Linked DNA regions of Homo sapiens: region 1 is linked to region 2. Evidence: chromatin contacts called from ENCODE Hi-C or POLR2A ChIA-PET data. All regions are on one chromosome and are shown on one strand. The core of a region is the stretch at or near the end of the contact, and the rest is flanking DNA. Distances in the headings are between cores, read along the strand shown. Region 1 holds the start of FASLG (Fas ligand). Region 2 overlaps SUCO (SUN domain containing ossification factor).

Region 1 (4,572 bases), core at 120-2,619, 70 kb before region 2:
ACCAGGATGTCTGTGGAAGGGGACAGGCCTGGAGCCACTTCTCAGGGGGCAAAGGTCCAGGGTTGTATATGTGTGTCTCTTTCCAAAGTCAAGTGGAAGTGATTTTGAATTGTGTGCAGTGCTCAGCTATATTGATTGTGAGCAATTCAATTCACTTCACATTTTTAAAGCAGCTCAAGGAATCATAGACCAGAGATTCTGAATTAGCCAGAATTCCTCTTATAGTGTACAGAAACCAAAGTGTGGGACAGAATTTAAGGCATTCCATTAACATAGTTCTGTGCTGAGGATCATCTTTGGGAACTCAATGTACATGCGAAAAAAGACTCACCTATTTGCTTCTCCAAAGATGATGCTGTGTGCATCTGGCTGGTAGACTAGTAAAACAGAAAGAGAAAAGATGTATAATAAAAATAAAATTCTTTAAGCAAAAGAGGCAGAATCGTCAAATAAACCAAGCCCTGGAAAGAGAATCCAAATACCTCAGAAGTTCTGCTAACTTGGGCTTTGGCCAAGCAATTTTGCCTCACTGTCCCTCAGTTTTGTGATTTGGAATCGTACCAATTTTCAAGATTTAGTTTGGTCATCTGAACAAATTTACTTCCAAGCAAAACTTAAAAGTTTTGTTTGTTTGTTTTTTACTCCTTAAATCAATAGGTATGAGGCAGTAAGTGGTTCAACAGACTGAGTTGACAACTGAGGAAAGACAAACTGTTGGGCTCTGATTCTTTACAAAGTAAAAAATATTCCCTTCACCCCTATGAGCCTCCATTTCTCTGTCTATAGAATAGAATAACTAGAACAACCCATTTCTAAGAAAAAAAAAAAAAGGATTGAAAAGCACTTTGCAAGCCAGGCAGTGGGCCCTCCATCCCCTTATGCCTGGTGCCTCCAGGGCACAGCAGTCTGCCGGCAGGCTTACCTCTCGGAGTTCTGCCAGCTCCTTCTGTAGGTGGAAGAGCTGAAACATCCCCAGGCCCAATCCTACCAAGGCAACCAGAACCATGAAAAACATCACAAGGAGACACAGGCCTGTGCTGTGGTTCCCTCTCTTCTTCAGGGGTGGCAGCGGTAGTGGAGGCAGTGGTGGCGGCGGCGGCGGAGGTGGTAGTGGTGGCGGTGGCGGTGGTGGTGGTGGCCTCCTTTGACCAGGCCTTCTGGGCACAGAGGTTGGACAGGGAAGAACTGTGCCTGGAGGGGCCCAGGGAGAGCTGGCACTGCTGTCCACCCAGTAGATCTGGGGATATGGGTAATTGAAGGGCTGCTGCATGGCAGCTGGTGAGTCAGGCCAGCCCCAGCAAACGGTTTTACTTCTTCTCAGTCCTGTAGAGGCTGAGGTGTCAAGGACGGGACCCTGTTGCTGACTGCTCAAGAGGAGGCAAGCTGGATCTCTCTTATAGAGTTTCCATAGCTAAGGGAAACACCTCTGTCTTTCTCTTTCTCTATCTCTCTCTCTCTGATTCTGCTTCTCAAAGAAACACCCACTCACTTTGCAGCTGAAGCTGAGAAGCCTCAAGAAGCTCAGAGCAAACCCCTGGAAGTTTCCGCCCACAATTTTCTGATAACAGCCTTCAAGGCCTCAGTTGCTGTCGCTGTGCTACCCAAACAGGTTAGTAGGCTATGCTCACCTTCCTGGGATCCTGCAGAGCAGGTCAGCATGGGGGTATAGCCCTGTTAGTGTGAACTGCTCCCAGCTACAGGAGAATGGTCAGTGGGGCTATAATTTTATGAATTATAATTGCATGCTTTTTTATACATTATAATTGTATAATTTTAAGAATTCTACCATATACACAACCAAAAAACTATTTAAAAATCCCAAAATAACTCTAACAAAAATTGTTCAGAACCGTATTTTTTAAACTATAAAAATTTTACTGAAAATGGCTCTGAGGGGAGAGACCATGGAGTCATGGCCAGAGAAGTCACTCCCACATTTTAGTTTTTGCAGGAGGAAAACATCTGTTGCCATCATCTCTTCCCCACACACAACTACCATTTACCCTGACCTGCCGATCACCATAATTTACAGGTTAAAAACCTGCTACACCCACTTTAGAAATTAGATCAGAGGCTGCAAACCAGTGGAACCCACAGAGCTGCTTTGTATTTCGCAATGTTTTCATTTTCATTGTTTGCCCAGTTTATTTATTTACTTATTTATTTAAATAGAGACAGAGTCTCACTCTGTCACCCAGGCTGGAGTGCAGTGGTGCTATCGTAGTTAACTGCAGCCTCAAACTCCTGGGCTCAAGCAATCCTCTTGCCTTGGCCTCCTGAGTAGCTGGGATTATAGGCATAAGTCACTACACCTGACTAATTTATTCTTTTTTTTTTTTGTACAGATGGGGACTTGCTATGTTGCCCAGGCTTGTCTCAAACTCCTAGCTTCAAGACATCCTCCTGCCTCAGTTTCCCAAAGTGCTGGAATTACAGGCATGAGCCACTGCACTGAGCCCAACTGACCACTTTTAATATCAACATTAAAAATATTTTAAAATATATATATTAAATACACATTAAAATACATATTTCTATTCTGTTTTGAAATATCAGAATATCAGACACCCTCGAGGCCATCTCTGCAAACCCAATCAGTGGGAAGTATGTAGCAGCTGCCCCTGAGAATGAGAGACAGGAGTTCTGGGTCACCCAGCCTCCACCACTGGCCTGTGTCTCACACACCACCTCACTATCTGAAAGGCCTGCCTGGTCCCTGCCAACATTTCTGTGTGCTGCCCCTGTTATGGTTGCCAGATGAAATACATGGTGCCCAGTTAAATTTGAATTTCAGATAAATAATACATTATTTTTAGGACAAGTAGGTCTTAAACATGTCCAAACATGGAATATACTAAACAATTATTCATCATATATCTGACATTCAAATCTAACTCTGTGTCCTATTTCTTTGTTTTGCTTTTTTTTTTTTTTTTTTTTTTTTGGTAGTTGTTGTTGTTGTTTAAAGCTGGCCTCTCTACTTGGGCTCATCTCACCATTTCCTCTGGCCTCACATACCATTTATATGCCAATAACTTCCAAGTAGTTAGCTTCAGTCCTAATCATTCTCCAATAGAAGCCAAATAAATCCCCCATAAATCAAAATTTTTCATTTTTTTCATGTTTATTACTTTTCAAATTTCGTTAGTTTTTATATCATGCTTTGGGATTTCCATTACTATCATTCAGGCCCACTCACCTGTACCACACCAACCCCAAGGGTACTATTTCTCTGATACATTCTGCCCATCCCACCCCATCCCCAACCCTGTACAACCCCTTTCTCCTGAGGCCACTCTTTCTGGTGGCAACTTCATCTCCTTTCTTTTCCTCTCCCCCAACGTTTAACTGGTCACCCAGGACTGTCGCTTTTACCTGAGACCTGTTCCTTACCCTCCCCTCAGTGTACTGCCCCCCTGCCCCATCCTCGCTACTCCCATTTTTCTTACTGCTGTTGCCTGGGGTCAGACTTTATCTCTCACTTGAAATACTGCAATAATGCCCTAACAGGTGCCCTGCCACCGACCTTTCCCAAGCCCAAATCACCCAGTAAAATGCTATAAGAAAAATGCTTTTTAAAAAACAAACCTAATGATCTCACTTCCCTGCCTTCTGTTGGAAGGTTTGATTCAGGAGCAAGGCAAGCTTCTTACCGTTACCCAAGGCTCTTTAGCGTCAGCTCCTACTGCCTCCTTACCAGGCACTCCTGCTCACATCCCACTCTCCACTCTTAAACAGTGCAAGGGATGAGACTAGCAAGACAGTGCACGAGTTAACGAGCTTTTGAACTCACATGTGACTTTATTCATCGTTATGAATTCAACTAACTTTAAATTTCATAATCAGAAATTGTAATTTTAAGAATTCTACCATATAGACAACAAAAAAACTATTTGAAAATCCCAAAATAACTGTAAGAAAAATTGTCCAGAACCATATATATGTATTTTTTATTTTTTTGAGATTGAGTCTTACTCTGTCGCCAGGCTGGCACGCAATGGCGTGATCTCAGCTCACTGCAACATCTGCCTCCTGGGTTCAAGTGATTCTCCTGCCTTAGCCTCCCGAGTAGCTGGGACTACAGGCACATGCCACCACACACAGCTAATTTTTGTATTTTTAGTAGAGATGGGGTTTCACCATGTTGGCCAGGATGGTCTCGATCTCTTGACCTCGTGATCTGCCCGCCTCAGCCTCCCAAAGTGCTGGGATTACAGGCGTGAGCCACCGTGCATGGCCCATATCTTTTAAATTATAAAAATTCTACTGAAAATGTCAAAGATTCAAATAAGTGGGAAAAATACACCATATCCTGGATGGGGAGGTGGTGTTGCATGATGGTTGGGAGTGGGTGGTTCTGGAGTTAAACTATGTGACTTCCAATCCCAGCTCTTCTGCTCATTAACTGTGTGAACTGGACAGGTCACCTTCCCTCCTCGGTGCCACAGTTTTCTCATTTATAAAAATAAGCATGATCATAATAGTACTTGCTTTACGGGGGTTGGGAGGATTAAATGAGTCAAAGCATTTGATACACTTAGAATAGTCCCTAGCACCAAGGTAGGCACTCAA
Region 2 (4,526 bases), core at 1,533-4,032:
GATAGACTGGATTAAGAAAATGTGGCACATATACACCATGGAATACTATGCAGCCATAAAAAAGGATGAGTTCATGTCCTTTGCAGGGACATGGATGAAGCTGGAAACCATCATTCTGAGCAAACTATCACAAGGACAGAAAACCAAACACTGCACATTCTCACTCATAGGTGGGAATTGAACAATGAGAATACTTGGACACAGGGTGGGGAACATCACACACCAGGGCCTGTTGTGGGGTGGGGGGAGGGGGGAGGGATAGCATTAGGAGATATACCTAATATAAATGACGAGTTAATGGGTACAGCAGCAGCACACCAACATGGCACTTGTATACATATGTAACAAACTTGCACGTTGTACACATGTACCCTAGAACTTAAAAGTATAATTAAAAAAAAAATTAAACAAATCTTTCTCTACAGAAGATAATGATGCTAATAGCTATGTAACTTTCCAAACATGACATCACATTAATATAACAGGCTTAAACACCAGCTAGCAGGGGGAAAAAGTGAAACTACAATACTTACTGTTTACCAGTGAGACCCTACAGAATTCAGTGGAAATTTATATAAAAAGTAAATAAGGGATGTAGAAACCAACCTGCTCCTCTGCTATTCTTGAAGTATTCTGAAGTTTCACGATTGTTTTATTGAAAGCCTTTTGCATTTCTTCCATTTGTTTTCGGTACCTATGAAGTAAGAATTGGTCTAAATCAGCTTTAATTTCTTACTTATTCCACTTAGTAATGGAAACATACTTCTGATTTTGATATATGAGACAAATCTATTTTTCTGAAAGTGACTCTTATTCAGGCCTATGCAATACAATTCTATTTATCTTCTGCTATGTAAAATTTAGTAATTTCTGTGGTTCCCTTGGGATGCAGATGGAGGTAGGGAAAAGTAAGAGCAGGTATGGGGTAGCTAAGTGGGCATGTTACACATGAACACACACACACACATGATTAGCCAATTAATTCTATGTATGGATTAGAAAAATTTCCTACTTCAGATATAAGACTGCCTTGGTGACACCTTATTAGTGGCATTTCAATTTAAGAGATGTAAGAAAAGGTGGTGTTTCAGGAACTCTGGACACTTGTGCCTAGATGTTTGCAAAACGTTGGTAGAGAAGCCCTAAGGACAGACAATGGACACACAGAGGATAAAAAAAAGAGTAAATAGGTTTAAAAAGCCAGGCCTGGTGTCTTAATGAATTGGCACTGTCTCTGGCACTTAAAAGCAGAAATTATTACAACTAGAACTAGGATGCCGAGACCTGTTTAAAAGAGAGCAAACTGCAAATGTGCCCAATCATCCAGTTCAGTCCATCTCTGTCTTCACTTATCTAAACTCTTAAGTGATATCTGGTCAAATTCCACTAAAAGCTTTAAGGTCTATATACTATCATTTTTTTCCATGAGCCCTCTGGGAATCAAGCAGAAAAAGTGGCTAAAGTTAAGCAACCGAAAAAAGGTGAAAGTGAGTATAGATAATTCAAACTTGTTGCCAGCCTAATAAAAGTGTTTTGTCACTGGAAAGTACTTTTAAAATTAAAAACAAAAAATCAATTCATTAAGGCACTGATCAGCATTCAAGTAGCTTTCTTTCTCTCTCTTGCTAAAATTGCGCTTACCTCTATTATATCATGAGATAATTAAATCCTCTCCTGTAATCACAGGTCATACTCTATGCTGCTTAACTCACTGTGTGAAGCTGACTGTGCTAATTCATAATAAAGCTTACCTTTGGCTAAGCTCCTCCAGATAGCGACCACTGAGAGACATGTTAACTTCTAAGGCTTTAATACGATTATTAAGTCTCATAAATACTGACTCCTTTTGGTTTGATCCATGTACAAGATTTCCATTAGCATATCCTAGATCTGTAGAATTTTGCAATTCAGCATAAAAATCTGTAGCTGTCCTCTGTAACCCTCTCAAAAGGGCATCTTCTGGAGACTGTTCTTCTTCTTTTACTTCAGGTAATGAAGAAGAATCCACAACAGAAATCAAAGTTTGCTTTGCTGTGTCAGCTATATTCATTTTGGCTTCCCCATCTTCATTGTCGGGTACAGTGGCTGTATTTATTGGTGGCACTATTGTTTCAGACAGCTTTGTGAAAATTTGCATGGAGTTCACATCTTCTTTTATAATATTATCCATTAACTCATTAACTTTATTTGTTTCATAGGTAATAGATGGTTTCTCTATAGAACTAAAGCTCTCAGACTTTTGTTCTGTTTCATTATCGATCTCAACAGAACTCTCTTGGGGAATCACTGGTGATGGTATATGTCCTGCCTCATATTCAACAGACTCAGATACTTCTATTTTAGGCAAGGGATTGATTTCTGGGGTAATATCTAAAAGAAGAGACTGAGAAAGAGTTTGAGAATGGCTTGGTTCAAGTTCAACTGCATCTACAGTGTGATTCACCAAGTCATCCTGGTGCATACTACTACTTAAATCACCCAGAACAACAGTTTCAGCTTCCCTTTCTATATTCGTATTTTCCAATTCTCCACTCAGAGGTTGCAATACTGAAACATCTACTGATTCCGCAGGAAGTAGTAAGGGTGGTTGAGCTAACACAAGATAATCTTTTCCTTTACTCAAAGCAGTTCGGCTGCGCTGCCGATAAAGAGCAACTCTAACTGAACACCATTTATATATGTATTCTGAAAAACTAGAAATACAACAAATTGTGGTCAGTTCACTGCAAAATATTTGTGTCTCTGACTCAAACCAGGGTGATGATTCATCTTCCTGTTCACCGCTGCCCAGAAGGGTCACTGTAGATGGACTTGCCTCCTCTTCCTCCTCTTGAACTAACTGTACAATGGGACTCTCTTTTGGAGTATCTGGTGTTGACGGCTCCATGTCATGTGTGTGTACTTCAGTGGTTACATACCTAGAAATACATATATCATAATTATAAATCACTTACTTAGAAGTCTAAAGTTGAAATATGTTAAAGAAAAATAAATGTATCCATACAGAAGATAAAAGGTTGGAAATATAGAAGAAATTTGTTTTTGGATAAATGTTTCACCTACAAAACACTTTTATTATAAAAACAAATACTGCTCAGAAATGATAAGAGAAATACTATTTATCAAGTGACTAGCCAGATGACTCAAACCACCATATTTACCATATCAAACTTGCTTTCTTTTAATCTGTTTAAGAATTGTTTCTAAGTGAATACTTCCATTCACTGAATGTAGTGTTCCTTTCCTCTCATAAATATTCACTGAATCTTTACAAGCTTCACTATCCCTTACACATCAGAAATTAAGCCAACTAAGAGCTAGCTTAATAAACTAGCTTAAATAAGGTCCAGAGCTAAAACTAGAATCTAGGATTCTTAATATTTATGAGTGCACTTTGTACTTGAATACCCTATTTTCAAAAGGCAGCTAGGTTGGTCTCAAACATAATTTTTCTAAGAATGATTTGAGGAACTCCAATACAGCATTAAACACACAACGCACACACACACCTACACACATAGGATTATCTACTTTAAGGACAAGAAACATATCTCCCTTCCTAAAATAATTTTGCTATCATCTAGGCTAATCTTCTAAGCCAAATACCTAACCACTTTAATAACAATTCTGGCTTATGATATGCTAACAGTGCTGCTATTAAACTACTAGTGCCACTATTAATATTCTATCCCATTTTGAGGCTGTGGAGTATGTATGTGGCATACAGGAGAGTGGGGGGATGAAGCTTATGGGGACAGTGTTATAAATTATAATGCTTGTGATTCCTTCCAAGATAAAGATAGTTAATTACTGGGTGTAGCCTTATACATAAAAAGTCCAATATGAAAAAATATGGTAATTTCAATACCAAAAATAATTATGCTCAAACACACATTTTCCCATTCTGAAAAATTACTAAGCATGCCAGGAAATGTCTTCAAATAAAGACTAATGTCACAATAGCAAAGACAGAAGAAAGTAATAAAATAGTATCTATGATGTAGACTTTCATTTTGGTAGTAAAACAGTAAATGGACCAAATTAAAACATAATTAGACTACACTTCGGTAAATAAAAAGATATTTATAGCCATATATATTTAGTCTCTAATAATATTTCTTACATATTCAGGTAATATATTGCTTTTCTACCAAATAATTTATGACAGTAAAAACAAGTAATGTCTGAAGAAGGGGAGAGAGAAAAATTATATTGAATTTGGTAAAAAATACTGAATACAGATGTTATATCCCATCATACACACTGTAATCAGAAATATACTTTAAAAGTTTTTTCTCAAATTCACATGGCAAAACCTACTAAAACCTAGGAAAAGAAAATAAGTTGGCTTTCCGTAACTTTAACAGTGACATCCTATCATGGATTCCTTCATTTTCACATATTTGCTTCAAAAGATTACTTCAAAAGCATTAAAAAGAATTTAAGACAAACATGAAGAAATACTGAATAAGAAATTATGCAAAAATATCTATTAAAAAACTAATATGGAAAAATAAAAACTGCTA

The links. Hi-C counts contacts between places; a loop is a spot of excess contacts on that map. ChIA-PET counts read pairs that join two places held with the same protein, here RNA polymerase II (POLR2A). Pooled maps may share reads with other maps.
Region 1: a map of endothelial cell of hepatic sinusoid shows a loop between it and region 2 (2.9-fold over the local background). The contact joins the promoter of FASLG here to the enhancer-like site in region 2. A Hi-C loop is called at or near these places in 2 of 168 maps with a recorded cell type or tissue (PC-3 and endothelial cell of hepatic sinusoid) and 7 of 50 pooled maps. POLR2A ChIA-PET finds 5 or more read pairs at or near these places in 1 of 52 experiments (A673).

The regions. Positions count from the first base shown.
Region 1 is chr1:172,655,900-172,660,471 of GRCh38, reverse strand. FASLG (Fas ligand) reads right to left here and starts at 1,369. Exons shown (of 4, transcript NM_000639.3): 1 at 923-1,369; 2 at 332-377. The coding sequence starts at 1,270.
Region 2 is chr1:172,587,152-172,591,677 of GRCh38, reverse strand. SUCO (SUN domain containing ossification factor) reads right to left here. Exons shown (of 24, transcript NM_014283.5): 18 at 1,752-2,918; 19 at 607-694. Among named protein-coding and RNA genes, the nearest start is that of SUCO, 56 kb to the right of the region's middle. Within about 2 kb of position 2,782, at least 6 of the 41 ENCODE cell types and tissues checked have a DNase peak (open chromatin) inside an H3K27ac peak, as active enhancers do; they include PC-3, where a contact is called at or near this core.